2 separate regions of the Mus musculus genome follow, and region 2 is linked to region 1. A link is a loop called in an ENCODE intact Hi-C map of the cell type or tissue named here. Cell type or tissue: left cerebral cortex. All regions are shown on one strand. Each heading gives the region's core, and the rest is flanking DNA. Links, peaks and the distances in the headings are about the cores only.

Region 1 (15,346 bases), core at 3,698-11,697:
CAATCCTCCTTGGCTTGAGTTTTCTCAGGGAGGGCAGAGGGCCTGGGTCGCTTTTATTTGGCTAGGAGGACTCCATTGTCACCCCTATAGTCCAGGGGATGGCACCTCAGAGACCAAAAAAGTCAGCGAGGCAGGACCAGTGGAGAAGCCTGGCTTTGCTTTGATGGCCTGGACTCTGGCCTCCGTGACCTGCAGAATGCAGCAGAGCCCCCAGCAGGCAAACCCTACAAAGGCAGAAGGCGGGCTCCACAGCAAAATCATTTCACTTGCCCTATGCCGCTTTCGCCGCTAGGAGACGCCTGCAACCCACGTTTCTGGAAATGGTCCCCATTCAAACACAGCTGCCACCATTTAAAAAAAAAAAAAAAAAAAAAAAAAAAAAAAAGCGGCTCAAGTGTTACAGTGGATGCACTGATTATTTACAGGGAAATCTCAGGGAAATCTGGCCATCTCTTCACGTTCTCATCTCCACCTCGGCAAGCTCGCCGGCGTTCTGCAAACGCCCTAAGTCAGCTCGAACTTCAAGCTCCTTTCCGAGACACAAACCTCCGCCAGCACATCTGCACTGTCATTCCGCAGCGTGTCTCTCACACGAAAACATGCAGACACACAAGTGTTCCGTCCGTACAAATAAACACATTAAAGCATTACCATCGTGTTTGGATTTTTTTTTAAAGGCCCAGGGTTTCGGATGAGTCAGCTTGGGGTGCTAGAAAAATTGCATTTTAATGTTGTAGCTCTGAAGGGAGGGGGAGGGGCGGGAAGCACAGATGGCCACAGTGTATTAATATTCGGATACACTCTGAGCCCCTTTTCATTGATCCACAGGTCCTTTTTCTGCTCTGCCGCTTCATTCTCCGCCGCAGACGTGACGCTAAAATCATTTTAAACTGTAGCGGTTTGGTTTTGGCGGATGGTCAATTCAATGCAGCTGGAAAAGGCTTAGCCATGTTTGCTGGCTCCTTTTCCACCTACCCTCTTAAAGGTAGAACCCATCTCTCCGCAAGAGGCAAGTGGTAGGGGTAGGGGAACAGGCCGTTAAACACGGACTCTCCCGAGTGGTCCGAGCACGCCTCGCTGTCAATCACGCGTGGGGACGCGCACTCCTAATTTCTTTCCAGAAGGCACTGTAGCGTACCTTGCGGGCGGGGTGGGGGGTGGGAGGGGAGGGCAGTATAGGGGGAGGGGTGGTACCATTCCTTCCCTTCGGTTGCTGTAGCGTTACTCCTGGGTCATTCATTACCGGGAAGCCTCTAGGGAGTCATTCTAGTCTTTGGCTTAAACGGCTCCTCCGGAAAATAAACAACCTATTCCTTGCGGGCAGCACGTTGATAAGTATTAAAACGTATTCTTCGATATTTATCCTTGAAGGACAGGCATTCAGCGGGCTCTCCCAGCAGCGGAGAGTTCGTTCCCGCCGCCTTATAACTTCCCGGGAACTGGGCGTGTGGATACCCGTGGCTAGTCAGGCGCGCGGCTCAGAATCCCCGGACTGCTCCCCAGGGATTCGCACCGAACTCAGCTTGTGGCCAGCCAGCGAGGACGAGGGCCAGCACCAGGAATGTGCAAACGTGCCGGTGGATTCCCGCAGCGGTGCACACTCTATCCCCCGTGTGCGTGTGCACCGCCCCGCCCGCCCTCGCGGCCACCCCACGGTCATTCTCCAGAGAGCTGTCTTCGGGCTGGGCATGTACCTTCTTCCCACACCCCCTCTAGTTATGGAGGCAGGGATGGATCACCAAGGGTAAAAGAAAAATAAATAATTAAAACAGAAATCAGGCAAAAGAAGAAAAGAAAAGAAAAGCCCGCGCTCGCCACTGCTGCCTGGCGCGGGGCCAGGCGAGGCGCAGGGATATTGCTAGCGCCTCGCTGTGATGGGTGGTGCTGGATCCGGTGCCCTAGAGTGGGTTTAACGATGGCGGGCTCCCATGCATAAACTACAAAGAAGCCCCCAGTCCTTGACTGGGGTACTCACAGTTCGAAGCAATGTCCCCAAACGAGTTAATTTAGTAACCAAGCATTTTGTGGGTAGACATTAGATGGGTAGACGTTCAACCATCTGCCCGTCTATAGGAGCTGTCGCCCCAAGTCCCTTGGTCTGAATCCCTCCGCTTTAGGGGGAATTCACCTCCGCACTCCCTTTGCAGCCTGGTCTATCCTCCCCACACCTCCCCTTCTGACCCTCTAGCTTTGATTGACACATGCCATTTTATGCCGGCATTTAAATTGTCCGCGCGCATCTCTGCCAGAGTCCCTTGCTTTGGTAACCCCTACATGACTACCGGCCCCGGGGCAACTTTCCCCTCTTCTTGGTGATTTCTTTCCACGATCAGCAGGAGGGAAAACACCTTAAAGGAAAAAAAGAATGTTAGCGTCACTGGAAACCCCGCTCCTTGGAGAGGCTACCGCAGCTGTTGCTATTATGTTTTCGTATTTGCTGATGCAAACAGGGGAACCTCTCTTATTCCCTGCCCATTACCTGCGGCTGGGGACTGGGAACTTTCCGCGGCAGAGTCCCCTGCAAGCGCCTCGGGACCTGCGGGCTGTTCTTGCTCTCACACTCACACTCACTCCCGCAGCCAAAGCGAGCGTTCTGCCCCGCCCCTCCTGGCTGCCGCGTGACGTAACTACTTGACGGCCACTTTAGCCAACGAACAGTCGCTCGGTGGGTGGTGCTCCTCGGCGATTGGTTGGCAGAATGAGGGCGCTGCGCAAAAACAGAGAAGCGGAGCGCTCGGAGCTCAGAAACTGCCAGCCGAGATCACAAGCATTGGGGCTGAAGCAGGAGGCAGGATGGACTGAGAGGAGAAGAGGCAGGTTAGAGGGAGAGAGGCTTGCAAAGGAAACAGCAGAAAAGAAATAGCTGGTTGTGTTCACGCAAAGCCAGAGCCAGTGAAGTTGAGAATAGACACAAGACTATGAAAGCCAAGAGATGCAAAGAGAGACAGAGGGAAGAAAATGACAAGAGGAACGTCCATCCGGAGAAATGAAGAGAATGAAAGTTTTATGCTGCAGAACGGCTCCGTGTTTTTCCAGCAAAAATTTTTCTCGCTGTCTTTAACCCCGCTCGCGTTTGCCAGCCGTTGATATCAAGAGGCATGTTCAGTGGTGCCGGCAGCATCTCCTCTACCTTCTTTTCCTCTTCATCTTCCTCCTTCTCCTCTTCTTCCTCCTCCACATTCTCCTCCCATCAGCAGGAAGACAAACCTAGGACAGTCTTGAAATATCGAAATTTCCTCCTTGGGATTTGCCAGCGCCGCGTTGCGCCAACACTGTCGGAATAAAGGAGGCTGACTATTGTATGATCGTTATTTTATTAATTGGTCAGTGGGAAGATTACGGCTGAGCATAGGGGACATCTGTCACCCTTTCTGCGCTAAGATTGAAAAATGAGGCTCGATTTGGAGACGCTCTAAAATGAAGCAAAAGGAATCAAAATTTTAATACAGCCACAGGAGCCCCCCCCCCACGCAGCACACTTTTATTTATATTTTTTAGATTATTATTATTCTTTTTGTGGTGGTGGTTGGGGGGCGGTGATCGGGGTGGCTGGCTGGCTACAGGGGAGCTGCTTCCTTTTCCTTTTGGAAATGATTGTGCTGTTATTCTTTGCCTTGCTCTGGATGGTGGACGGAGTCTTTTCCCAGCTTCATTATACTGTGCAGGAAGAGCAGGAACATGGCACTTTCGTGGGGAATATCGCTGAAGACCTGGGCTTGGACATTACAAAACTTTCAGCTCGCAGGTTTCAGACGGTGGCCAACTCACGGACCCCTTACTTGGACCTCAATCTGGAGACCGGGGTTCTGTACGTAAACGAGAAGATAGATCGCGAGCAAATCTGTAAGCAGAGCCCCTCTTGTGTCCTGCACCTGGAGGTCTTTCTGGAGAACCCGCTGGAGCTGTTCCGAGTGGAGATCGAAGTGCTGGACATCAATGACAACCCTCCCTCCTTCCCAGAGCCCGACCTGACAGTGGAGATCTCAGAGAGCGCCACGCCAGGCACCCGCTTTCCCTTGGAGAGCGCCTTCGACCCAGACGTGGGGACCAACTCCTTGCGAGACTACGAGATAACCCCAAATAGCTACTTCTCGCTAGACGTACAGACCCAGGGAGATGGCAACCGATTCGCCGAACTGGTCCTGGAGAAGCCACTGGACCGAGAACAGCAAGCGGTGCACCGCTACGTGCTGACCGCGGTGGACGGGGGAGGAGGGGGAGGAGGAGGGGAAGGAGGGGGAGGCGGTGGGGGAGCCGGCCTGCCCCCCCAGCAGCAGCGTACTGGCACGGCCTTGCTCACCATCCGAGTGCTCGACTCCAACGACAATGTGCCCGCTTTTGACCAACCCGTCTACACAGTTTCCCTACCAGAGAATTCTCCCCCTGGCACGCTAGTGATCCAGCTTAATGCCACCGACCCTGATGAAGGCCAGAATGGCGAGGTCGTGTACTCGTTCAGTAGTCACATTTCACCCAGGGCTCGGGAGCTCTTCGGACTGTCGCCGCGCACCGGCCGGCTGGAGGTGAGCGGCGAGCTGGACTATGAAGAGAGCCCAGTGTATCAGGTGTATGTCCAAGCCAAGGACTTGGGTCCCAATGCTGTGCCTGCGCACTGCAAGGTTCTGGTGAGAGTGCTGGATGCCAACGACAACGCACCAGAGATCAGCTTCAGCACAGTGAAAGAGGCGGTGAGCGAGGGTGCGGCCCCTGGCACGGTGGTGGCTCTGTTCAGCGTGACCGATCGGGACTCAGAGGAGAACGGGCAGGTGCAGTGTGAGCTTCTGGGAGACGTGCCGTTCCGCCTCAAGTCTTCCTTCAAGAATTACTACACTATCGTGACCGAAGCCCCCTTGGACCGAGAGGCTGGGGACTCCTACACCCTGACCGTGGTGGCCCGCGACCGGGGCGAGCCTGCACTCTCCACCAGTAAGTCGATCCAGGTTCAAGTGTCAGATGTGAATGACAATGCGCCGCGCTTCAGCCAGCCGGTCTACGACGTGTATGTGACAGAAAACAATGTGCCGGGTGCCTACATTTACGCGGTGAGCGCCACGGACCGCGACGAAGGGGCCAATGCAAAATTAACCTACTCTATCCTAGAGTGCCAGATCCAAGGAATGAGTGTCTTCACCTACGTGTCCATCAACTCAGACAACGGCTACTTGTACGCCCTGAGATCCTTCGACTATGAGCAGATCAAGGACTTCAGCTTTCAAGTAGAAGCCCGGGACGCCGGCAGTCCCCAGGCGCTGGCCGGCAATGCCACGGTCAACATCTTGATAGTGGATCAGAACGACAACGCCCCCGCCATCGTGGCGCCCCTTCCGGGGCGCAACGGGACTCCAGCCCGCGAGGTGCTGCCGCGCTCTGCCGAACCCGGCTACCTGCTCACTCGTGTGGCCGCAGTGGACGCGGACGACGGCGAGAACGCCAGGCTCACCTACAGCATAGTGCGGGGCAACGAAATGAACCTCTTTCGACTGGACTGGCGCACCGGAGAGCTCCGCACCGCGCGCCGGGTCCCAGCCAAGCGCGACCCCCAGCGGCCTTATGAGCTGGTGATCGAGGTGCGCGACCACGGGCAGCCGCCCCTGTCCTCCACAGCCACCCTGGTGGTTCAGCTGGTGGATGGAGCGGTGGAGCCACAGGGCGGGGGCGGGGACCGAGGCGGAGGGTCTGGGGAACACCTGCGTCCCAGCCGCTCTGGCGGCGGGGAAACTTCACTGGACCTCACACTTATCCTTATCATCGCCCTGGGCTCGGTGTCCTTCATCTTCCTGCTGGCCATGATCGTGTTGGCCGTGCGCTGTCAGAAAGAGAAAAAACTCAACATCTACACGTGTCTCGCGAGCGATTGCTGCCTCTGCTGCTGCTGCTGCGGCAATGGGAGCTCCACCTGCTGCGGCCGCCAAGCCCGGGCGCGCAAGAAGAAACTCAGCAAGTCAGATATCATGTTGGTGCAGAGCGCCAACGTCCCTAGCAACCCGGCCCAGGTGCCGGTAGAGGAGTCCGGAGGCTTCGGTTCCCATCACCACAATCAGAACTATTGCTATCAGGTCTGCCTCACCCCGGAGTCCGCCAAGACCGACCTGATGTTCCTGAAGCCCTGCAGCCCTTCCCGGAGTACAGATGCTGAGCACAATCCCTGCGGAGCCATCGTCACCGGGTACAGCGACCAGCAACCAGACATCATTTCCAACGGAAGCATTTTGTCCAACGAGGTAAGGCTGAAGGGAAAGAAGCACCATCTCTCATCTCCTCCATCAGAAAGCCTCCTTTAGCCCGGCCCTGCATCTCTTCTGGTGCACTGTGTATTTTCAGGTGTTAGCGTGTTTGTGTGGCTGAGGGAAGGGGAGGATTGGGGGTCACCTTTTATCACCTCTTGGTGTGTAACCTAACTTCTGTGTTCTGTGTTCTGACTGCACTCCACCCCTTTGATTTTATTTTCATTCCCCCCTCCCAGCACCCCCCCCCCCCTTTGCTTCTTTGCAACCTTGGAGCTTCCTCCTCCCTCTTCTACATTTATGGTCCTGCCTTCTTTGAAATCTGGGGAATATATGAGAAAAAGCTTGGCGGGAGAGAGAAGTGTGGGGGAGGGGCCAATCACTGACAAAGGTCTTTTTCTCTTTGCATCTGTCCCAGGCATTAATAAAGTTGCTTCCATTTTGGTTTGTTTATCACTGTTTTCAGTCGCGTGTACCAGTAAGCAATAGATTGTTTAACTTTATATGGTTGCCTAAATTGGATTGCATGTTTAGTGATCAGTTCCTTCTCTGAAAAAAAAAGAAAAAACAAAAAAAACAAACAAAAAAAAAAACACAACCACCAAGTCAATTCTGCTCTGGACAGCTTTAACACAAGCTCTTGAAGCCGAATGCCCACACAGTGTGAATTTGAATGAAGTTCCTCTGGCACAGAATCCTGTAAGAGTAAACTAACTGAAAGCTTGAACAACTGTCTTAAATATATCATTCAATAATAATTACTTCCTTGCCACTTTTAGTTTAGTTTTTTTGTTGGTTTTTTTGTTTTTGTTTTGTAGGAATTGCCTACTGTTGGCTTCTTTCTTCAGCAAAGAATTTGGCTTGTCAATTTCAATTTCTTTTTAAAAGGTAGAGACATAGTGGAAAGTTGGAGGGTGGGGAGTGGGGAGAGCCTTGTAAAGCAAAGTTTGGACTGGGAAGGTGTGTGGGCCTTGGGGAGCTTGCAGAGGGCCTCTGGAGGGAAAATGGAGCAGTGTTATGACAGTCACTCTTGGCATCTCCTTATTTTGAGTCTAAGATATAACTGATTGACTTTCACGAATATTTGTATAGCTCACTTGTATCCTAAGTAACTTTGAAAAATAAACAACAAAATAATTTGAGAAAATATCCAAACTTTTTCTTATTGAGCGTGCTGTTTTTTCTTGTGTCCATCCGTATCCACTTAAACACTCCGTAGACTATTGAAAGACAAGATGCAGACTATGATTAGAGTAATTTTATGGTAGACGCAACAGTTTATTAAACCTAGGTATAAGGGTTTTGTTTGTTTTGGTTTTGTTTTTTTTTTTTTTTTTTTTTTGCATTCTCCTTTTAAATAAGACACATTTTCTCTGGGCCAGCAAGTCTGCTTTGTTTTGCTTTGCTTTGAAAGAAAAAAACATATCACCTGTATCAAAGAAATCTAGATTCAAATGTCTCTACATGTTTCTCTTGTTCCTAGCCAGCAATCACCAGGCTGTGACCCTATGAAAACCTTAAAATTCCTTAAGCACAATATATACATGTGCTTAAATCCAACATTCTGAGTTCTTATTCTCAGAAGCAGGATGGTCGTTGTTCTCTCTGAATTTTAGTGCTCTTTATTTATTTATTTTTTCCTAGAATAAACACCAGCGAGCAGAGCTCAGCTATCTAGTTGACAGACCTCGCCGAGTTAACAGGTATGAACTATTTTCAATCCTTAGTTTTGTGTGTGAAAAGTTTCCTACCAAGTATAAGGAGGAAGTAGATGTGTGTTGTTTCATATGAAAAGATGCAATGCATAAAGCATTTTAAACTGAGGCAGGCACAACTACTCTACATAATTCATTTATCTCTATAAGATTAGCTATACAATGTTGTTCATTTATGTAAAAATTATAAAATACTTTTCCAGCTTCTATGACTTATTCACACTGATGTTCATATATATCTTATTTTTAAAAAGACATAGGCATGTTCTTATCTCCAGTCATAGAATAATGTGTAAACTTCACATGTTTCATGTTGCAATTGACTGTGAAGGCTCCGTTTTTAGGGAGTTATTAAGTGGTAAAAATGAGCTTCATATGGAAATCCAAGAGTCTGCAGCACACATTAGTGACCATGTGGTGGCAGAAGAATGTTTTCTGTGTTTGTTCACCTTTTTTTTTTTTCCTTTAATTCTAACATTCTCCTTTTTATGTTTCTAGTTCTGCATTCCAGGAAGCTGACATAGTAAGCTCTAAGGACAGTGGTCATGGAGACAGTGAACAGGGAGACAGTGATCATGATGTCACCAACCGTGGCCAGTCAGCTGGTAAGTGTTAATCTAATACCCATTATATAGCTGTTTATTTAAATACCTCTCCAATGGATGATGAGTTAGGTGATGGTCTGTCTTCCATTGGTCACTGTGCTCCAAAGAAGGTTGTAAAAATTGTTACATCTTTTGAAGTGTTGAGGTTAGAACTGTACTCTAGAATCTAAACACCATGCATTCTAGAGAAAGGTATTTTGCATACAAAGTATCACTGGAGAAGGGGATGATGTTAAAAGTCACAAATGGGTTTTAGTTTGCAGTCCAGGTGTCTGTGGGCTTCATAACATTAGTAATAGACATTTGATAATTAGTGTTGTCTAGGCATCTTTGATCTCCTCCTATTTTGAAAAGAATCAAAATCTGAGCTCAAGCATTGGTTTATGTGTGCTAACTAATGGCCAAAGGTGGCAGTTATAGTACAATGGAACTTTTATATTACATTTTACTTCAAATTTCAAATATGAGTTTGTTCTTTAAGTGTGTGTAAGATCTAATACTAATTACCAATACTAAAAGAACCTATAAGAAATAAACTATGTACCTTAAGATGAAATAAAATTATTTGATTTTTTTTCTACTCCCATTTGGATTTCACCCATGAAAGATGTTTGCTGAATTCTTTCTTCTTAATGCTGTGTTTATTTGAAACAGGAAGGAATGGGAAACCCTGGGAAATTCTTGAAACATCTGAAAAATGTCACCAGTGGGTTACCTCTGGGTGACACTTATTTCTCTTGAGATTTGACCTTGATTTACTCCATAAAGTGATGGAGTTTTAATATTTGAGGTACTATTAGTCATTGAGAGTATTCATTCCTTGACACACTTGGTAGCCCTGGGAATGGTGCAGAGGCACTGTGTCAAAGGGCAGAGCACACCCAGTAGGGCCTGGCAGCAGGGATTGCTACAAGCCTCTCAGTTGGCTAATGTGTGCTCTATCTGTGGCTGCTTAGTCTTGGGAAACCCAGGCAGGAGGAAAGGGAAAAAGAGGCTGCTCAAGGGTCTCTTTATATTGCTGCAAGTCATTAATATGCAGACCTAATGAGACTTGAGAACTGCCAAGAATCCCCGGAGGTCCCTGCCCCTTGCGGGCCTTCACGCTAAGTGAACAGAGCATCTATTTAGTGTCTGGGGTCCTGACAACAAACCAGATCTTGCCAGCAGTTTATATGTGAGTACAAAGTCCCTTTCATGTTTGCCCTATATGTGGTATATGATTTATTGTTATCATTTTAAAACTGTACATTTAGAACTATCGGTTTCTATTTTCCACAAGTTTCTAATTTAACCCCAGCCTCTTACAACAAAAGGTTTGGCATAAGAAAACTGCTACATCTTTCCTTGCATATATTTTATTTCTTTCCCACCCACTCCCTTTTGTGGTTTTCTTTCTTTTTCTTTAAGTAGCACCCGAGTCCCAGTGAGCATTTTAGTGAGCCTAGTCACTTAGAAATACAAAATGAGCCTAATAATCTATGCAAAGGAAAAGGAATGAATAAAAGTTCTCAAGAAAGGCTAGATTTGTTACACAGACATTCCTGGTAGCCTGTCTTCATGAGAGCTATCTTATTTCACAGCACAGTGTTGCTATTTTGTTAATGATTCTTTCAAAGAATTTAGGATCTTAGAGACTTTTAAGGATCATTAAAATGCTAAAATGTGTTCTGCAGCACGTTTTAAATAGGCAAGGCAATGTTTGGCTTTCATCATCTAAGTGCTGAACTTTTTGCCCCCATATCTAAGTTGTTAAATGTGTAAAAGTGATATAGAATTGCCACTCCATTTATGCAGCTTAGTGGTAAGACGGGTAGATACAATGCACTGGGCACAGTAATTGCTGTTTTGCAGTTGTTAGAAAGCACTTACAGTGAGAAGTAATTGCACCTTGGTGTTGAATTGATCAGTTGTAATATGCTTAATTTTATAGTAAGAAGTATTCTGGGTCTTTTGAAAGTAAAAATCTGAATGCATAAAATTAAAATGTCTTTTAGTAAGTGATGTTTTGCCACCCATATTAATGTTTTGTAGTATAAACCTCACAGTGAGTAGGAGGAGTATTTCAGAAGTCATGGTTGTTTTAAAAAATGTCATTTATTTCTTTGTAAAGACAACTTATGGTGATCTTCCAAATTTGCAAAATTAGCTAATTAAGCAAATCTCACTACATATGTTAGGTGAAAATGTAAAATGAATGGAGTGAAAGTGGAAAGACTAAAGATCCCTAATTCTCCCCTGAGCCTGTGTCTCTTCCCAGTGCACAATGAGGCCTACTGTTTCACCTGTTCAATTTTTCTAACTTTTTTTTTTTTTACTTCTTCAATCTTTTCTATGATAACCTTACCTTATACTTACTTATCTGCATATGAAATACTTCCTTTACTGAGTTGTTTCCATTTTGTGTCCTTTACTGTTCATCTTCTTGCTTTTCTGCTATCTAACCCTGCAGCAGTCCCAAACCTTCACAGAAAGGCTGCTGACAAGAAGGCAGCTGCAGAGAGTCACATGAGCTTTCTCAGTTGGCCACTGCACCTGGCTCCCTGCACAAAATGATTGGGCTTGACCACTGCTCTGTGGCACTTTGCTTTCTATAGCCTTGTCAAGGTGCTTTCCGTTTTTTTCAGTGCACTATTGATGTATCGGTTAGATATGGCAGAGGTCCAGGAAGATGTGGTGAAAGCCATCACAAGTGGCAAAACTGATGAGCCACAGCTAAAGGGCAAAAAAGTAGATTTTAAAAAATGTCCAAGCTTCTTTAGTAACTCAGGATATTAAAGCATTTAATTTTCTATCTCAGAATAAGGATCTTAGTTATATGATTTTAAACATTACTAATATCATTGAGGTATATTTACGCAAATCTACTTTGTTGTAAGAAACTGATCTTCATTAAATGTCTATGCTATGAAAAAACTATAAGTTATAAATTTATTTTGATACCTGTCTCTTTCTAAAGATATGCTAGAAGGAGAATCCTAGGTAATTTAGTCACTTTTAACAACTAAAAATTGCCAGCTTTGTCTTACACGTTTTTGTTGCTGTTGTTGTTGTTGAAAAATAAGATATTTATCCATCATGCATGGCAAACTATTAAATATAAATTTATAAATAAAATAGCTAAAATGATCAGTATTTTAAAGATAATAGGCAAAGCATATCATGTATTATGTTAAACCATTGGACGATAACAGCATCTGCCAGAGAAATCTTAATTTTCATGAACTAGAGATCTTTTCTTAATTTCAGTAACATTTCAGATGTTGGCAAATAAAGATTTGACTTATAAATAAAGGGAATTCACTTCAGTTGTTTACAAATATTTGTTCAAGCTTCTGACGAATCTATGAGATATATTCTGATAACGTAAGGAGACTTATAATTGGAAAATATATAGAAGTCAATATACTGAAAGAAAGTGAACAACGCTGTAGGCATTTTGAGCGGTGATAAGATGAAATAGAATTTTGATGTGCATTTTTTTATTTACTAATGTTAATTGTAATGATAAATATCTGGCCCTGGCCTATTCTTATAACTATAGTTAATATCTCTGAAATACTTTGAGATACTTAGAAAGATGGCTAGAAATTTTCTCAAAAAATGAATTTTGTTTTCTTTAAATTTGTTTTGTCACACATACTGAAGGTTGATTAGAAGCAGTATCGTTTTGAAAGGAGCACATATTAAATACACTTCTAATTCCCTGAAGCAGGACCACCTACTGCTACTGAGTAAAATATAAATATGTGTGTCTTAAAATGTACCTGAGTCTATCTTTTTAAAACAGGCAGTCCCTCATATCAGCTGTCATTGCAAAATAGCTTATTCCTGAGGCCTGGAAAGAAATGATTGGAAATAACGATTGCAAGTGAAATTACATATTTTAAGACATTTAGTGTTTGTCCTCAATAGTATTTGAATACTGAATAATAAACAAATGCCAAGTAGTATTATAAAAACGTGTCCTGTGTTTTTCTTGTCTGTACACATAAAATAGGTTTATTCGTAAATGCATTCATTCCACAGAGAAAATAGTAAGTTAAACTTACTAAATTTTGGGCCTTCGATCTGAGTCCTGAGAACTAGTAAGAACAATGTCGATGCTTCTGATTTACATCACAGGTCCTGGAATCGGCTCTCTGTGAAATGGTCACGTTTTGACAAAAAGTTAAATGCATTTCTATGTATTTGGTAATTAAAGTTACAGGGTCAATGTGACTAATGATAAATGATAAGAGAACGCTGTTAGTCATCTAACAGCTCCCCTGTGTGAGGACCCTTAATGGGATACATTCATTTCATTCGCAAACTATTTATCTAAATGACAAATGAAAATGTCCATTTTCTATTAATTTCTCTGTTGCTTATTTGAAGTTTATTGATTATTATGTGGTTTTCATTTTCATTTCTATGTCTGATTTTTTTTTCCTCACGAGAAATAGATCCACTCATTTTACTGATAAAACTGGTGAAATACTCAGGCCTTATTCGAGAGACCTCACTTCCATTCCAGCTATGTATAAGGATATATAATATTGCCCAAAACATCCTACACCACTGCTTCATACATTTATTTAAAACATTGCCTAACAATTTTCTCACTTACTAAGTGAAAACTTATTCAATGTTCCTTAATTTATTGAAATCTTTCAATATTCCTTAATTTTTGTCAAGAACATGAGTGGTGTACATTTTATACATTCTCAGTTCATACAAATTTTTATATATTCTGAGGAAATTTTAACCAGCCTGTAGTAATTAGCAGATTACTCGTAGATTACTACTAGTTTTTTTCTACTACTAATTAGTAGGAAAAAAAATCACCTATTTGCAAGATAAAGAAATATATACAACTCAATATACAATTATATATAAAAGTAATTTTTGCCAAATGCTTTCTTGTATCATTGAGAAATATTACTGACATTAGTTTGTTACTAAGGTAACAATAACTTGAATTACAATGAATACTTGGACATGAATACATAAAATATGATAAATGATTAAAGAACATTGTTATTCATCTAACAGCTCCCCCAAGTGAGGACCCTTAATGGGATACATTTTTTCTTTCATTCGCAAACTATTTATCTAAATGAAAAGTGAAAAAGTCTATTTTCATACGTTTGAATGTATTTGCCCATTTAAAATTATATGTACCAGTTATATTCAGAAAATGTTATTAATTGGAAAATGTTACATTAGTACCTATCTTTCCATGATTGAATATAACAATTGAAATTAACTTTTTGAACTTAAAGATCTATCAATTATTCAATTTATCTTGAACTTTTATTTTCTCTTGTATGTTACAACTGAATACAGTTTCCCCCTCTCTCCACTTCTCCTAATCCTTCACACCATCTCCCTTCTCCACAGTTCTAGCTCTGTTAAAAAAAAAAAAAAAAGACAAAGACCTTCCAGGAATATCCGCCCAACATGGCCTACCAAGATATATCCTACTAAGCACACAGCGTCATATTAAGGCTGAATGAGGCAACCCAAATAGGAGGAAAAGGCTCCCAATGTAGGCAAAAGAGTTAGCTATCCCCCAAATCGCAATGTCAGGAGTCCCAGAAGAACACTAACCTAACGACATTAACATCTTTGCAGAGGACCTAGCTCAGACCCATATAGGGTTTGTAAGCTTCAGTCTCTGAAAGCCCCTATGAGCCATACTTAGTTGATTCTGTGCACCATGCACAGGAAGGATCCAATTTAGTTTGAAAATAATTATACATAATTATTTTTCTCTCAAGTGTGACTTTTGTGATACAAAAGAGCCTTCTTTTTTCCCACCACTATATTATATTAAATATAAGCCTTGTTCCTGGGATGCTGCCTGTATATCATATAAACATGTAACACGGATGTTTTTCTTTTTAACGTGCCTATCTTCTTGCAAAAATAGGATGTGTATAGAGTATAGGAAAACATCTCCTGGATTTTCATTGTGTTCCAAGTCAGACTTTTGTAATCTCAGTTTCAGCATTTAAACTCAAGAGATTACCCACCAATAGTTCATTTTCAGGCGTGTGAATAACAATCACTAATAGGCTGTTAAAATCTAAGTATATAAAATGAAAAGTCATTATTTAGTGAGATTTATATATAGTAAATAACTTGGTGTTGTTTCCTCAAAAATATTTTTTTTAGTTAATGGGCTTTAAGTCTAAAACAATTGTAGAAATTATACAAGTTTCATTATTTTGAAATATTTATTATCTTGTCTAAGTATTTTCAAGTACACTTGCATGTAAATCAATGTGTAATACAATACTTCAGTTGAAACACTAAAACCTACTTTGAGAGCTCAGAGAATTCTAGATACTTGTGAAATTAAGAATAAAAGGTACTCATTAAATAAATATTCTATGTTAATTTTAAAATCTGAGTTTTTCATGCATTTCAAAGACTTTATGATATAAATTAATCACACTTTAGATATTTGAAATTAATCAAAATTATACTTGCCAGATGTCTCAGTAGGAAAAAGTCCTTGCAGCTAAATCACATGAACTGATGAGTTTTGTCCTTATTAATTACATCATGGAAGGAGAGAAACCTTCTATACAAGTAGTTCTCTGACCTGTCCATGTGCCTTGGCACATATACTCACATAAACATTCTCTCTCTCTCTCTCTCTCTCTCTCTCTCTCTCTCTCTCTCTCTCTCTCTCTCTCTCTCTCTGTCTCTGTCTCTCTCTATCTCTCCTGCTCCCCCCCCCTCTCTCTCACACACTAATAAGAAAATTGATATAGTTTTAATACACCAGAAAATTTTATCAGAATTTAAAGCATTC
Region 2 (15,346 bases), core at 2,893-10,892, 950 kb after region 1:
AGAAATCCAAATGTGTTTTTTTTTTCCTTCTTACGTCAAGTGCTTTTTCCAGTGCTGGACTTCAAATGAGAGTCGTGGGTGTCCTTAGTGAGTCTGTCACTGCTCAGCTGTCAACTCATGCACTTAAATGCTTTGCCTTCTGTGGGCATTTGCATCTGGTCCTTCATCAGCCATCGATGTTCACTTCTGTCCCCTGTGCAGCATTGAGGATACTGTGTCTGAGCTGTGTCACATATTGTATCTTGTAACTCTTATATTCTTCATGACCTGAATAACCTACTTTCTAGATGCCTGGAGTTATTTCTCCAGTGTAAAGTAGGTGCTACAATGCTTTAGAGATGAACAGCTTAGAGTAGTTAACTAGGCTCACAACAGAGAAACGCATCCATCTTTTCAAAGCAGCCTTCTTACTGACAGCAGTGCAAAAATCATAGGAAGTTAAAAATTAATAAATAAAACAGTCTGAAATGTTATTTTCTTATCTACTATTTCTCTGTTAGGATATAAATCTTAATATATTACAAATCAATTCAATGAGCACCAATGTATGTTTGAGTCATAGAAAACTTGATACTAAATCTAAGAAGCCTAAATCTAAATGTTAGTCACATCTAGAATCTTGACACAAAAGGAGCAAAGAGACATAAAAGCTAAATTCTAAAATCAACAATAAAGGGGTCATCAAGTAAGAGTCAGATTTCAAAGAAATAGAACTTTGTGTTTTATCAAACCACTCTCTTCTTCAAAAAATACAATACAATGCTTACTTTTTATACAATATGTTGTTTTTGAAACTTTTCCCCCAAAATGAAATTTTTGATATAGATGATATAGATATAAGCAATGTAATATGCTTTCTACTGCATGTGAGACCTGTCAATCAACAAAATGTGTGGAAAGCCAACAGGGTTTCTGATATTCATTTTCTTTGTACAACTCCATTTTCTTATGTATGTCGTGACAACTGATGCAGTCTACTACTGATGCATGTGTGGGAAGTATGTTGTTGAGTGCTATGGGGACTGGCTCCATGGGCATTTATATGCATTTGAGTTTAGAATTAAATCCTTTATAAGTATCTGGATTATCAGGAATAAACTTTCTATATAATTGAATGAATATGGGTTAGTACTTATAAACCTGTACAATATTGTCCCTAAGTGATTATTACAAGTTAGTGTCCTGGTCATATGAAACAGAGTGTTGGATAATATACCTTTACAAATTTGAAAAAAAAAACATTCAGTGATTGTTTAAAAATGACTTGGTATTAGTATTATTCTATAAAATATCATAATGCAAATGTCTTTGAAATTTATCTGACATTGAAAAAGGAGTTATTTTCATTACTTATCAGTTTACAAAGCAGAAGCTTGATCCTCCTGACTGTCCTTTCAGGCAGTGTTCAGAAGTATCCTTGCTATAACCCAGCCATGGGCCATTTGCCCATTGATTTCCCCTTAGTGGCTTAGTGGTTTTGTTGTTGGTTTAGTTTAGTTTAGTTTAGTTTAGGTATTTTTTTTGTGTTGGAGAGGGGAGTCATTCCCCTCAAATATGTGTTTTCTCTAAATTGTTTTCTTCTTCATGTTGGAATATGCTCAAGATACTTCAAAATGATACATAGATTAAAATGCTTGATTTTAAGGAAATTTTACATTAAACCTAGAATACAGAAGTAGTCCATATTTCACAAAAGCAGGAAGAGAATCCTAGAACACTGGATTATTCCATTATGTTGGCCATTATGTTTCCTAATTCCCACCCTGTATTTGCCCCAACCGAATGTCATGCATATCTCTCGAGACTTACAAAATTTTAAGGCTCTTACAAATTGTGTATTTAGGAATGTTTGATTTGTTTTAATCATATCACTGTTTAAAAATTAGCCATTATCATTCAGAATTGCTAACTTCTATCTAAAACAGAGCCTTTCTATCTTATCAATTGTTAAATTTTACAATGATATCTATTTTCTATTATTTGATGATCTTATATTAACATTATATTTGTTCAGTATGAAATTGTGGAAAGTGGGAATCCTAACCCTGTCTTGAGTATGATAGACTTATGTATCCAAGTGGACTATAGATTTCCTATGTATTCTCAGCCATGTCAAGAGTTGATTCAATGTATCTCTAGAAATATTTGTCTATAATTTTGGAAGAAACAGTGGTGAGATTTCATAAGGTTCTCATAGACTTCAAGAGAAATTGTAGCATGATGAGATATATTTATTGGTTTTCTAACATGGAATTATCCTGAATTCATGGACTAAGTCCTACTTCGTGATGATCTGTAATTTTGCATTGGTTTTATTTGTTTAATCTTCAATTTTGCACTTTTATAAAAGAATGGTATTATCAGCTCTTTATAAGATTTAGACAGTATTAATATACTCTATCAGATTTATATTACAATAATTTATAGTATGTTGAAACTTTCTAATTTTTGAAAACTTTGAAAAATTTCCTGATGAAAATTGCTAGATTTGAGTCTCCTTTTTGGTTAATTTGTTTTGCAATATTTTTTCTAGGAAAACTCTGCTATTTAGTAATTTCAACTTCTATTAATTCCTACTAAATTATTTCAAATCTACTTTAATTATATTATGATATATTATTGATTTTTTAAATCATTCTCTGTTCATATTTCTTTTTGGTACTGTCCCTTGTTCTCTTTTCTGTTTCTTTCATTTTTAATTAATAAACTCTTGGTATATAAAGCATATGATTTTATACATAGGTTTATTTTAAAATCTTTATAGATACTAATTTATTTTATGTGTTATATTTATATTTGCTTTAAACTTTGTACTTGTTGTTTTATTTTTAGTTTGTGGGCCTAAAAATATAACATAAACTTTATCTCTGTAGCTTCAGGTGGAAAGACAAATGTAAGCATGGCTTCGCTTTTGATCCCTATTCAAAGAGCACATAAAAGCAGGTACAGTGAAACTAATAGAAAAGAAACTGGGGAAGAATCTCGAACACATGGGCAATAGGGGAAATTTTCCTGACCAGAACACCAATAGCTTATGCTCTAAGATCAAAAATTGACAAATGGGACCTCATAAAATTACAAGGCTACTGTAAGGCAAAGGACACTGTCAATAGGACAAAAGGGTAACCATCAAGTTGAGAAAAGATCTTTACCAATCCTACATCTGATAGAGGGCTAGTATCCAATATATACAAAGAACTCAAGAAGTTAGTCTCCAGAGAAGAAAATACCCCTATTTAAAAAATAAGGGTACAGAGCTAAACAAAATATTATCAATTGAAGAATAACGAATGAGAAGCATTTTAAGAAATGTTCAACATCTTTAGTTATTAGGGAAATGCAAATCAAAACAACCCTGAGATTCCACATCATACCGTAGGTCAGAATGTCTAAGATCAAAAACTCAGGTGACAACGCATGCTGGCAAGGATTTTGTAAAAGAGGAACACTCCTTCATTCCTGGTGGGATTGCAAGTTGGTACAATCACTCTTCAAATCAATCTGGAGGTTCTTCAGAAAATTGGATATACTCCTACCTGAGGACCTAGCTGTATTACTCTTGAGCATACACCTAGAAAATGCTCCAACATGTAATAAGGGAACATGCTCCACTCTGTTCATACCAGCCTTATTTATAATAGCCAGAAGCTGGAAAGAACCCAGATTTCCCTCTACAGAGGAATGGATACAGAAAATATGGTACATTTACAAAATGGAATACTACTCAGCTATTAAAACCAGTGAATTTATGAAATTCACAGGCAAATGGATGGAACTAGAAAATATCATTCTGAGTTATGCAACCCAATCACAAAAGAGCATATATGGTATAAACTTATTTTTAAGTGGATATTAGCCCAGAAGCTCAGAATACCCAAGATACAATTCACATACCACATGAAGTTCAAGAAGAAGGAAGACCAAAGTATGGATACTTTGGTCCTTCTTTGATAGGGGAACAAAATACTCAAGGAAGGACATAAGGAGTCAAAGTGTGGAACAGAGACTGAAGGAAAGACCATCCAGAGACTGCCCCACCTCAGAATCCATCCTGTATACAGTCACCAAACCCATACACTCTTGTGGATGCCAACAAGTGCTTGCTGACAGGAAACTTAAATAGCTGTCTCCTGATAGGCTTTGCCCATTTCTGGAAAATACAGAAGTGTATACTCACAGCCAATCATTGGACTGAGGACAGGGTCTTCAATGGAGGAGTTAGAGAAAGGACTGAAGGATCTGAAGGGGCTTGCAGTCCCATAGGAGGAACAAAAAAAATGAACCAAGTAGTACCCCCAGAACTCCCAGGGCCTAAACTATCAACCAAACAGTACAAATGGAGGGAGCCATGGCTCCAGTTGCATATGTAGCAGAGGATTGCATTGTTGGACATCAATGGAAGGAGAGGCCCTTGGTCTTGAGAACAATCTATGCCCCAATGTAGGAAATGCCTGGACAGGGAAGCAGAATCAGTGTATTGGTAAGTGTGAGGGAGGGGTGGGATAGGGGTTTTTGGAGGGGAAATAAGGAAAGGGGATAACATTTTAAATGTACATAAAGAAAATATTTAATTTAAAAAAACATTTGAGATTATTGTTTCCAATATTGGTTCAAATAATCAATTCTGTTTTATCATTGTTCTTCAATTGGCATTCCTGTATGTATTATCTGTATTTGTAGACTTCTTGGTAAGGCATTAATACAAGAAGGAATAGAGCCCTTACTTCCTAATAGTCCATGAAAATACTATAAGCATCACAGGAAATTTAAATACCCACTTTCACAAAGAAACCCTAATGGCTTCTGATGAGAAAGCACTTGACTTGCTTTAGTATGGAATTGCTATTTGACTTACCACTGGCCTTAATCCTTGATATTTTGAAAGAGTTAGAAATAGCTGAACTGTAAAATATTTAACTTATATGTCTTTTGTAATATATCTAAACCAACCAATGATTTAAAGCCAGCTCACACATATAGCAAATGTATATCCCTTACTAGAATATATAGATCCATATTTGCAGAGAATAAAATGAGTTCAGATATCCAAGCACTGCTTTTATTAACTACATTATTTATTTTACCTTAAATTTAAAGAAAACTATAACCAGCCATACTAATATTAGTAATATTTGATCATTGAGTTCTTTTAAGTAGTGGAGCAATTGGAACTACAGAACACATCAATTGAAGTGATTAAAATCTTTTTCTAAATTATTTTCCAGCTGGGCATTGGGGGTATATGAGTTTGAGACCAGCCTATTCTACAGAGGGAGTTCCAGGACAGCCAAAGCTTCACAGAGAAACACAGACTTGAATGTACATGTGTGTGTGTGTGTATGTGTGTGTGTGTGTGTGTGTGTGTGTGTGTGTGTGTGCATGTATCAGCTAAAAACCTATCACTTTAATTTTATTAGACTATTTTGCTCATCTAATAACAAAATCTTCAACAAATTGCAACAAAATTAAAGATAGATAATCTAAAACCACAAAGATATGAACACCACATATTTAACAGAGAAATGACTATTGATATAAATGTAGAACAAGAAACAGTCTGCCATAAAAATAATGTTATCTGAACTCAAAAGTTAATCAGTCAAACAAACAACGACAAAAAGTTTCCCTTCTATATACAAGTAATAAACAGGCTGAGAAAGCAAACATGGAAGCAACATCACTCACAATAGTCATAAATAACTGAAAATGTCTGGGTATAACTGCAGCCAAGCAAGTGAAAGAGCTTCATGGCAAGAACTAAAAACACTGAAGAAACAATTGAAAATGACATCAGAAGATGGAAAGATTTCCCATTTTCATGGATTGGTGGGATTAACATAGTAAAAATGCCCATCTTAACAAAAGAAATCTACAGATTCAGTACATTTCCCACCAAAATTCCAAAATTATTCTATACAGACCTTTAAAGAACAATACACAACTTCATATGGAAAAAAAAACCAAAAGAAATTAAAAACAAAAATAAACAAACAAAATTAGGACAGCAGAATCAATTCTTTACCAAAAAAAAACACAAATAGAGGTGTTGCCATCCCTGGTGTCAGTCTGTATTACAGAGCAATAAAGAACAAGAACACCTGGTATTGGCATAAAAACAGATTGATCGTGGATGAGAAGGCCCAGAAGCAAATCCACGCACCCCTGAACTCTTAATTTTTCACAAGTGTATAATAATAATAATAATAATAATAATAATAATAATAATAATAATAAAGGATCTTCAAGAAACGATGCTGGTCTAAGTGGATGTCAAGATGTTAAAGTATGCAAACAGATCCACATCTATCACCCTGCACTCAAATAAAATGCATCAAAGACTTCAAGATAAAAACCAGATATACTACACCTGGTAGAGAAGAAAGCAGGAATTAGTCTTGAATACTTTAGCACAGGAGATAACTTCCTGAACAGAACACCAATCTATATTGCTTTTCAAACTCTTTTCCATATGCAATATTTTAATTCCTCTTGCAGCTTCCCGCAGGGCTTCTTCACAAGCCCAAATTCTATATCTTAGAACTTGTACCTTAATTCCCTTAGGCAGGTAATGCCAGGGGGTCAAATCAGTATGTCCCAGTCTTTCCAGGAAGGTTAGTTCACTAATCCATCTACTTCCTGGAGGGGTCCAATCACTTCTACCCAGCATTTTATCTTTTCTGTTATGCATATATCTTCCAATAATATTTCCCCTAATAACATTTCTGAATCAAACTTTATCTCATCGTTGCTTACTAATCCAGTATACCCAGCTAATTCTTTCTCTATCTTGTCCCTTGAATTTTCTATGGACATCCCTGTCCTTAGTGATCTAGGCCCATTATGTCTAGAGTGACAGATTGAATGGCCAGGGTCAGAGCAGTTTGTTCCTAATAGACATCACAGTCATTTTCTTCTATAGCAACACTCATAATCTCTTATTCAGAAAAAAAAAAAAATAGAAGAAGAATTTACTACAGTTTTATTTGAGGAGAAATGTGGTATAGAAAAAGACAAAACAGACACGCATACATGAAAGAGCATTGCCATCTGTATACTAGAAAGGCAGAGATGCATTGTTCAGGCTGGCTGTATTCCTGCAGCTAAAACGTGTCATGGAGCTGCCTTTGCAACTCTGTTGAACCTGAAAGGAAGAGAGTACCGCACAGGAATACCATCAAGTTCATGGAAAGCAGTAAGAGAGAGTTGAGAGGGTGAGTAGAGTAGCACAGAGAGGAAGAAAGGAAGGAAGCATTGTTGCTAGGAGAGTGGTACAGAGACAGGTTGCAGAGACATAATAAGCTAGATACAGGTGAAGAAAGTATGTGCCAGAGAATGAGAAGGCGACAGAAGATGAAAACATATTGCCAAAGTTAGTTTGATGCCAAGCAGAGCAATTCAGGAGGAACATGGAGAAGCAAGATTGAACCATTTAGCTAGCAGAGGAGTTTGACCAGCCAGTTAGAGTTCAGAAAGAACAAGAGAGAATGAGTTTAATGCAAGAGAAAAAATTTCGGAGTCTGAAAAGAATCTATGCTTAGATTAGATGTATGGAGTAAAAAAGCTTCCAGGACTGTTCCTGTTCGTGTGTGTACCTGTGTGTGTGAATGTGTGTGTGTGAATGTGTGTGTGTGTGTGTGTGTGTGTGTGTGTGTGTGTGTGTGTGTGTGTGTGTAGGATATATATATATATATATATATATATATCCCTAATTTCAAATTCATGGGTATTTTCCATTAATTATTATTGCATCTATATGTATTTGTATATAAAACTACTAATCTTCCTATCTCGATTGTGTTTCCCATCTTTTGTAAGGAAGATATGCTTCCCCCTGTTCTGCCTTGCTCAAGGCTCAAGCTATTCTTATGATCCACTCAAAAATTCGCCCTCCAAACAGATATCATGCTTATAAAGTCCTATGAATTGTTATTATGAATAGTCTTATTTTTCTGGACATTGATCTAATAACTAAAGAAAATTATTCTTAATATGTTATTAGTGACTAAGAATATATTTTATAAGATAGTGGCTCATGTTCTCATGCTAATTAGATTACCTGAAAAACTTTTTGCAGTGTTCCACACATAGGACTAAAGGAAGCCTGTCCCCAGTTGGTTTTTGACTGGGCAATAAAGTTATAGGCGGCCAATGGTTGCTCAGGGAGACAGAGGTGGGACTTTTAGGATTCAGGGAAGGGACCTAAGAAAGAGGAGGAGATACTTCCGTGGCCATAGGATATGGAAAATCCTGGAAAGGTGCAGGAGGGAGAGACTGCTGAAATGTAGGTGCAGGGGGAAAGCAGCCCCAAGAGCTCTGTCCAGCTAGGTACAGGCAGCCAAGAAAAATTATAGATTTTGGAAGTATTAACTCAAGGAAATGGAGGGGAGTGTGTTAGCCATGTGGAGTTAGGGATTGGCTCAGGTGTTGAACTGTTTAAGGTATTTAAAATATAAGGCTGTGTATGTGTGTCTTTCTTTCAGGAATCCAGAAAACTGGGACAGTAGCAAGAAGCAGGTGCACACCTGCCTGGGAATTTAGAGTAGATTAACAAACGACCACTTCAGGTTTAGGATTATGCCAATTTCTTTATCATGTCACCACATCCTGAATATTTACGAATCAAAATCGAGATGATCATCATTCTTGACTTAATAGGAACAATATTAATTTTAAAGAATTTTTTGTTTCTTTAAAGGATATGTATGAGTGAGTGGGATTATATGAACACATATGCACTTGGTTGAAATTTGCACTGGCTATAGACAGCTACCCTGTCGATAAATTTACAGATGGCTTTGTGTCTCTAAAAGATGGTGCCTGAGCTGACCATAGGTCTTCTGCAAGAGTAAGATCCTCTCTTAACCACTGAACTAACTAACTAACTAACTAACTAACTCTCTCTCTCTCTCTCTCTCTCTCTCTCTCTCTCTCTCCTCAGTCATATGATTTTATTTACTTATCTTATTATCTTTTATGTAGCAAATGTGACAATATAATTAGAAGTGAATCTTGATGTCTTCAAAGTAAATTAGAAGGTGGAAATTTTTGAATTAAAGAGTGAATAGCAGGAGATGTGTGAGAGCTACAGAAATGATGGGGGGAAGTCCTCTTTCATGACTGATGGAAGCATACATGTGTATATTTTATTTTGTACAGCACTGCTTCAATAGTTAAAAACCTGTGGTCAGTACAGGTCTAAATTTTGAATTTTAAATTAAGTAAGAATATATAGATATAATAGTCAAAGTATTAGCCAAGTCATTTGTAGCAAATCTAGAAGTTCGGTCTCTCCTGTTTAAAGTGGCAAACTTTATACCAATTATTATACCTGCTCTCTGTCATACTTCAATATCAGAATATTATGAGGCTAAAGAATATCTACTGTTTTCACATACTTCATTATATCCTCAAGTAAGGACTCTACTAAGCCTTAAGGAAAACAGGTTTCATAAAACTATAAAAAAATACATGCCAAGTCAGTAGAAAAGATATGAAATATATTTTTGTCAAATTGAGCTTACATTTTTAATAACACATTTTAAAATCACATTTGGTATCCAGTAACTTTAACTGAGGCTCTATATTCCTAAGAAGATTATATAAAAAATGCTACTTGCATAACATTCTAGGGAGAAGATTTAGAATGTGTTATCTTCTAAAGATCATTTAAATATAAGACTATGCAGCAATTATCCATGCATGTTTTAAACATCAGATGGCAAAAAGAAAATCACCTCATCCTGTTCAATGGGAACAATCTGGAGGCAAGTGGTGTGTGTTGTGATTGTTTTATTATTTTTAGTTTCACAGAAAATGCTTGCCAGAATTTGATTACCTGCCCAAGCCCTCGAAAGTAGCTACAAAAATTAACACTACAGCAAATCTATTAGTAAAAAAAAATAGTGCTTTAATTCAATTTGTGTATGATGTTAAAACCAACTTTAAATAAGAATCTTGAAGATTTCTGACACACTTTTCAAGATTCCAAGAGTGCCTAGGAGAAGTCAACTAAAGAACAACTCATGGTGAATGTACCAAACCTCAATCCTGAGACATGAAATGCCAGAATTTTCATTTTCAAGCAGCTTTGCCAGTAAATATTTTCCAAACTTCAAATAACATTAATTTCTATCATATTCAACTATTTACAAACCCCATACCTTTAGAGGGAGGATAGGAAAATAGAAGAAGGGAGAAGAAGGGAGAGAGAGAGAGAGAGAGGCTTTCAAAAACACTTTCTCCATTAAGATAAAGCATTCTTATTCGGCTTTGCCTTCTGCTCAGCTGCTCTAAATGAATCTAGCAGGAATGTTCTATTCATGTTCTGGATTGTTATGTATCTCTGCAACCTTTCATGTATTTGGAAAATGTCTCAACCCTGATAACTGTCTGGCACATTTTTTCAGAAGGTCTGTTGGTACAATCCATGACAGAACACAAAGTAACTCTAGCTTCAGGTAGTTTATGTTCTAGAGGATTTGGGAATAGCCTGTTTTTCAGACCATTTATCACTTAATATTTTTGGTACACTTGATTCTTTGCTTGCCTTGCACATGATATTTCTGATTTCCATTGGAAGAAGTTGTTTCTTTCCGTATCCTTTTCCCTAGGCAGTAAACTACTTTGGATTTATGGTTTTAGTCAACAGAAATCTTGTTTTTCTTCAATCATAATGTATATACAATATATTTTCATCATATTATTACTCCTATTCAACTCATAAAGTCTCCTTCCCTCCCTAACCATTCAATTTAATATTTTCTTTCCTTTCTCTTAAAAAAATAGTTTAAAAACAATAGGAATTTTGAAAAAATCTTAAAAACACTGAGAAAAATCACTACATCAAGTAATAACAAAGCACACACAAAAATTTACAAAGGACACACACACAAACACACACACACACACACACACACACACACACACACACACACACACACACACACGGTGTCTGTTTTGTGCTTGCTGGCTACTTCTGGGCATAAGGCCTTGTCTTATGGAGTAGGTTTAAGTACCCTGTGACATGCCATTCGAGAAAACCAACTTTTTCTTTCAAGTAGGTAACAATTACACAATTATTTCTTGGTTTGTTGTGCAAAGTGAATTTGACTCCTACTTCTCAGTGTTGAGATTGAGCCTGGTTCGACCCTATGCATATCCGCATGCTGTCGGAGTCTCTGTAAATTAGTATATGTATATATACATTTTCTGAGAGTCATCTATCACCTCTGGCTGCTACAAGAGTTCTTCATCCTCTTTCTCATAGAAATCTGAGCTATCAGGAAAGTAGATTTATAAAGACATCCCATTCAGGGATGACTGCTATGGCTCTCCTTTAATCCTGCAAAATAAACATATTCATTAATTTCTGGCACTCAATATCTACAGCAACAGTCACACCCATGCTGCACTAACAAGAGAATGGCTGTTTCATACAGGGTTCAGTAATTTCCATTTTAATTTGGATGTATTGACTGAAGCAAGATGATTGGTGTTTATAACAGGCAGTTAGCCTGATCTAAATTACATATACCAGGGTATTAGGGTATAAGTCTATGTGTTATATTTGGATGTTCTCATATATACATGTATATGTATATATATGTGTGTGTGTGTGTGTTCATATGTATATATTATATATATGTATCTTACATATATTACATGTATATTATATATTATATGTATATGTATATATAGATCAGTTATATGACCTAGTCCAATATATATTATTGAGCCAGGGAAGTGTTGAGGGTGAAAACAGAAGAGGAAGATGTGAAAATAAATGCTGATAGACTTTATCACTATGATGTACACCTCTCATCTACACTTAAAATTACTTCAGTTCCTATTTGATTTTTTTCAGATGCCTTCACAATGCAGTGAACTTTCTCATCAAAATTCTAGTTTTGATATGAATCTGATAAATTTCAATAATGCACGCTTTTCTGTACATGGGAAGTCATTGTTGAATCTACCTGTTTAGCTAATGAATGATTATAATATGAGGAACAACCATGAAAAGTCCATACTGGTGAGGTCACTGGGCATAATACAGTGTAGTAAGCAACAGAGAGAAGCAAATGATAGTGCAACAGCAGTTCCCAGAATCAAGTGAAGTCTATACCTACATCAATATTTTGTTCCAACTATGAAAAGCAGATTTAAGAAAGCAACAATAAGTATGTTGTTCATGCCTGTTCATGGCTTTGTTGGCTCATGCCAGGGATACATGAGCTGGTGAGATAGATATAGGAACATAGGAAGTTCAAGTAAGCCTGGGCTATAGGGTGAGATCTGATTTTACACACATGGTCACCCACAGATAAATTGAGTGACTTACAGTTAAAATATTACAATCATATTATAAATGTTTAGAAGAAAAGTAAGATTGCAGAAAATTAAAAAAAAAAAGAAAGAAAGAAAGGAAAGGAGAGAAAATGGCATTGAGTAAGTAATGACCACTATATAAATGTTATTCTGAGGAGAAAGAGACAAGAGGGCCATCCATGAACTTTTTATCTGTTTTTTTCTTCACATGGAACTTCATAATAATCATTTCCTTGATACAATATTCTATAATATCTTAAAGTGGCAGAAGGAATACATATATCAGCAATATCCAGCATTCAAAAATATTTCCAAACTCATATTTGAAACTCACATTTGTATTTTATTGTAGAAAAAAGAGCTGTTCCCTACACAATGGACACAATCATTTTATTTGGTTTTCTGTTACACAAATCATACAAAGTCACATAGATTGATGTAATAAAAAATCATGAAGTTTTATGATTGCAGGCTAAATAAGTATGCAACTTCAAAAAATGTGCTTTGCTTAAACTTTCTATGTTTCATTTTTCCATTTGCAATAAACTACTGATGAAATTGCTTGCATAAAACTACTAAGAAAATATCAATTGTTTGGCATCCATATAATCTATCAAAAATTCCAAATTATCCAAAAATCCTCACATTTCTTTGCTTCTGTTATAATTATTTTTATTTTCTCTGAGTCTTTTGGATGCTTATTTTGTTAGAAGAGTTTCCTATTCAAAACTTTTAAAAATCAATTACATAACCTGGATTTCAATTTCTAAGTCAACTCTGAGCTTGTAAAGGGGTTTCATTTGGAAATAAGCTTGACATTCAAAGCTCACACCACTGCCTCCAGGGCTGCTTAGCACAGGATGTAATCCTCACAAAAATAGTATTTGATCCCAGGGAGGAGAAAAGAGATAATGGATTGCTTCTCTGAACAAAAACCCCATAAAAGCAAGTTTCTGGGTGTACTGGCTAGTTTTGTGTCAACTTGACACAGCTGGAGTTACCACAGAGAAAGGAGCTTCAGTTGAGGAAATGCCTCCATGAGATCCAACTGTAAGGCATTTTCTCAATTAGTGACCAAGGGGGAAAGGCCCCTTGTGGGTGGGACCATCTCTGGGCTGGTAGTCTTAGGTTCTATAAGAGAGCAAGCTGAGCAAGCCAGATGAGGCAAGCCAGTAAAGAACATCCCTCCATGGCCTCTGCATCAGCTCCTGCTTTCTTACCTGCTTGAGTTCCAGTCCTGACTTCCTTGGTGATGAACAGCAGTATGGAAGTGTAAGCCGAATAAACCCTTTCCTCCCCAACTTGCTTCTTGGTCATGATGTTTTGTCCAGGAATAGAAACCCTGACTAAGACAAATTGGTACCAGAAGTGGGGTATTCCTGTGACAACCTGACCATGTTTTGGGGAGGACTGTGGATGGACTTTGGAACTTTGGGCTTAAAGATCCATCCGTTGTTAAGAGCTCTGTCAGATGTTGTGTAGGAGCTTGGAAGATAATGTTGAGAACACTGCAGAAGATGGAGGTCTGGTTTGTGAAATTTCAGAGGGAAAATTAAAGACTCTTTTCAGGGCCATTGCTGTTTTGAATGTGAAGATTCTGTAGTTCTGGTTAGCTGGGGCTGAAGAATCAGCTGTGATTAACAAGATACCAGAACTACCAAAGCAAAAACTTTGCATTACTGGGACTATTGATGCTGGTTAGCTGGAGCTAAGAAATTAGCGGTGATTAAGAAGAGACCAGCATCATTGAGGTGACATCTTCTGGGAAGTGTTTTCTGAAAGCACAAAGATGCTGTGTTCCAGAGATGGCCAAGGTTGTACTCCTGCTGCAGCAGGACTTGGTAATATGTAAGGGTCACCCAGGTGGTACTGGTTTTGAAGGCATGAAGGGGTCACGCAAAGCAGCTGAGGCTCGGCACTGTGAGAGGCCATGGAAGGCCATTGCTGAAGGTACAGCCTCAGTTGCAATTGAAGGCCCAGGACTGAAGGGGTCATGCAGTGTTTCGGAGATGCCAGTACCATGAGATGACCACCAAGAGCAGCAGCAGCAGTGGAGTACAGGCATCTGGAGCCTAGAGGATGACGTGTGTGCTACAAAGGGCCTGGCTGGAGAAGTGACCCAAGCCCTTGGAGGAGCCCAGAAGATCGTGAGTTGGATCCCAGACATTGGACGGTTAGAGATTGACTTTTGCTTTTGATTGTGACTGTGCCCTGATATTTTCCCTCTTGAAGGAAGAAACTGTTTTAGTGGAGCCCACAGTTAAGAGACTTTTAATTGTAAAAAGACTTTGGATTTTAAAAGAGATGGACATTTTAAAGAGTTTGAAATTTTAAGAATATGTAAAGACTGTGGGACTTTTAAAGTTATTTAGATATTGGGGATGAATAAGATTGTAAGAGTTGAGGCTTACTAATGATGTGTTTGTGTGTCAAGTTGACAAGGGGTCAATTGTACTGGCTAGTTTTGTGTCAACTTGACACAGCTGGAGTTACCACAGAGAAAGGAGCTTCAGTTGAGGAAATGCCTCCATGAGATCCAACTGTAAGGCATTTTCTCAATTAGTGACCAAGGGGGAAAGGCCCCTTGTGGGTGGGACCATCTCTGGGCTGGTAGTCTTAGGTTCTATAAGAGAGCAAGCTGAGCAAGCCAGATGAGGCAAGCCAGTAAAGAACATCCCTCCATGGCCTCTGCATCAGCTCCTGCTTTCTTACCTGCTTGAGTTCCAGTCCTGACTTCCTTGGTGATGAACAGCAGTATGGAAGTGTAAGCCGAATAAACCCTTTCCTCCCCAACTTGCTTCTTGGTCATGATGTTTTGTCCAGGAATAGAAACCCTGACTAAGACACTGGGTTGCTGCCATTCTCACCAATAGGAACCAACAAGCCACACTAACCTCTCTGCAGTCACAATTTTGTAGCATCTGCAGACATCATTTTGGACAAGATATATATTGTAATGGCCCGTCCCTGTTCACTTATGCAATACTTCTTTTAATAGCATCCCCTATTTCTATCTGGA

Evidence for each region. A loop is a pair of places that touch in the nucleus more often than their neighbours do. Peaks named below come from ENCODE experiments on the same cell type or tissue, not always from the same donor. Only the 100,000 strongest peaks of a DNase experiment are listed, where the experiment ranks them.
Region 2: a loop joins it to region 1, with 4 times the contacts of the local background. A loop is called at or near these places in 2 of 42 quality-filtered maps.

The regions. Positions count from the first base shown.
Region 1 is chr3:45,375,663-45,391,008 of GRCm38, forward strand. It overlaps Pcdh10 (protocadherin 10), which reads left to right and starts at 2,736. Exons shown (of 5, transcript NM_001098172.1): 1 at 2,736-6,221; 2 at 7,869-7,927; 3 at 8,438-8,544. The coding sequence starts at 3,591. It overlaps 2610316D01Rik (RIKEN cDNA 2610316D01 gene), which reads right to left and starts at 2,598. Exons shown (of 9, transcript NR_045172.1): 1 at 2,480-2,598. In left cerebral cortex, for the core only: CTCF peaks have their summits at 5,350, 5,551 and 8,329; DNase peaks (open chromatin) are centred at 4,086, 4,430, 4,622, 5,038 and 11 more places; H3K4me3 peaks cover 7,984 bases; H3K27ac peaks cover 5,993 bases.
Region 2 is chr3:46,325,008-46,340,353 of GRCm38, forward strand. No RefSeq gene overlaps it. Among named protein-coding and RNA genes, the nearest start is that of Gm26081, 43 kb to the left of the region's middle. In left cerebral cortex, for the core only: no CTCF peak of the experiment used is centred there; DNase peaks (open chromatin) are centred at 7,211, 9,771 and 10,297; H3K27ac peaks cover 2,017 bases.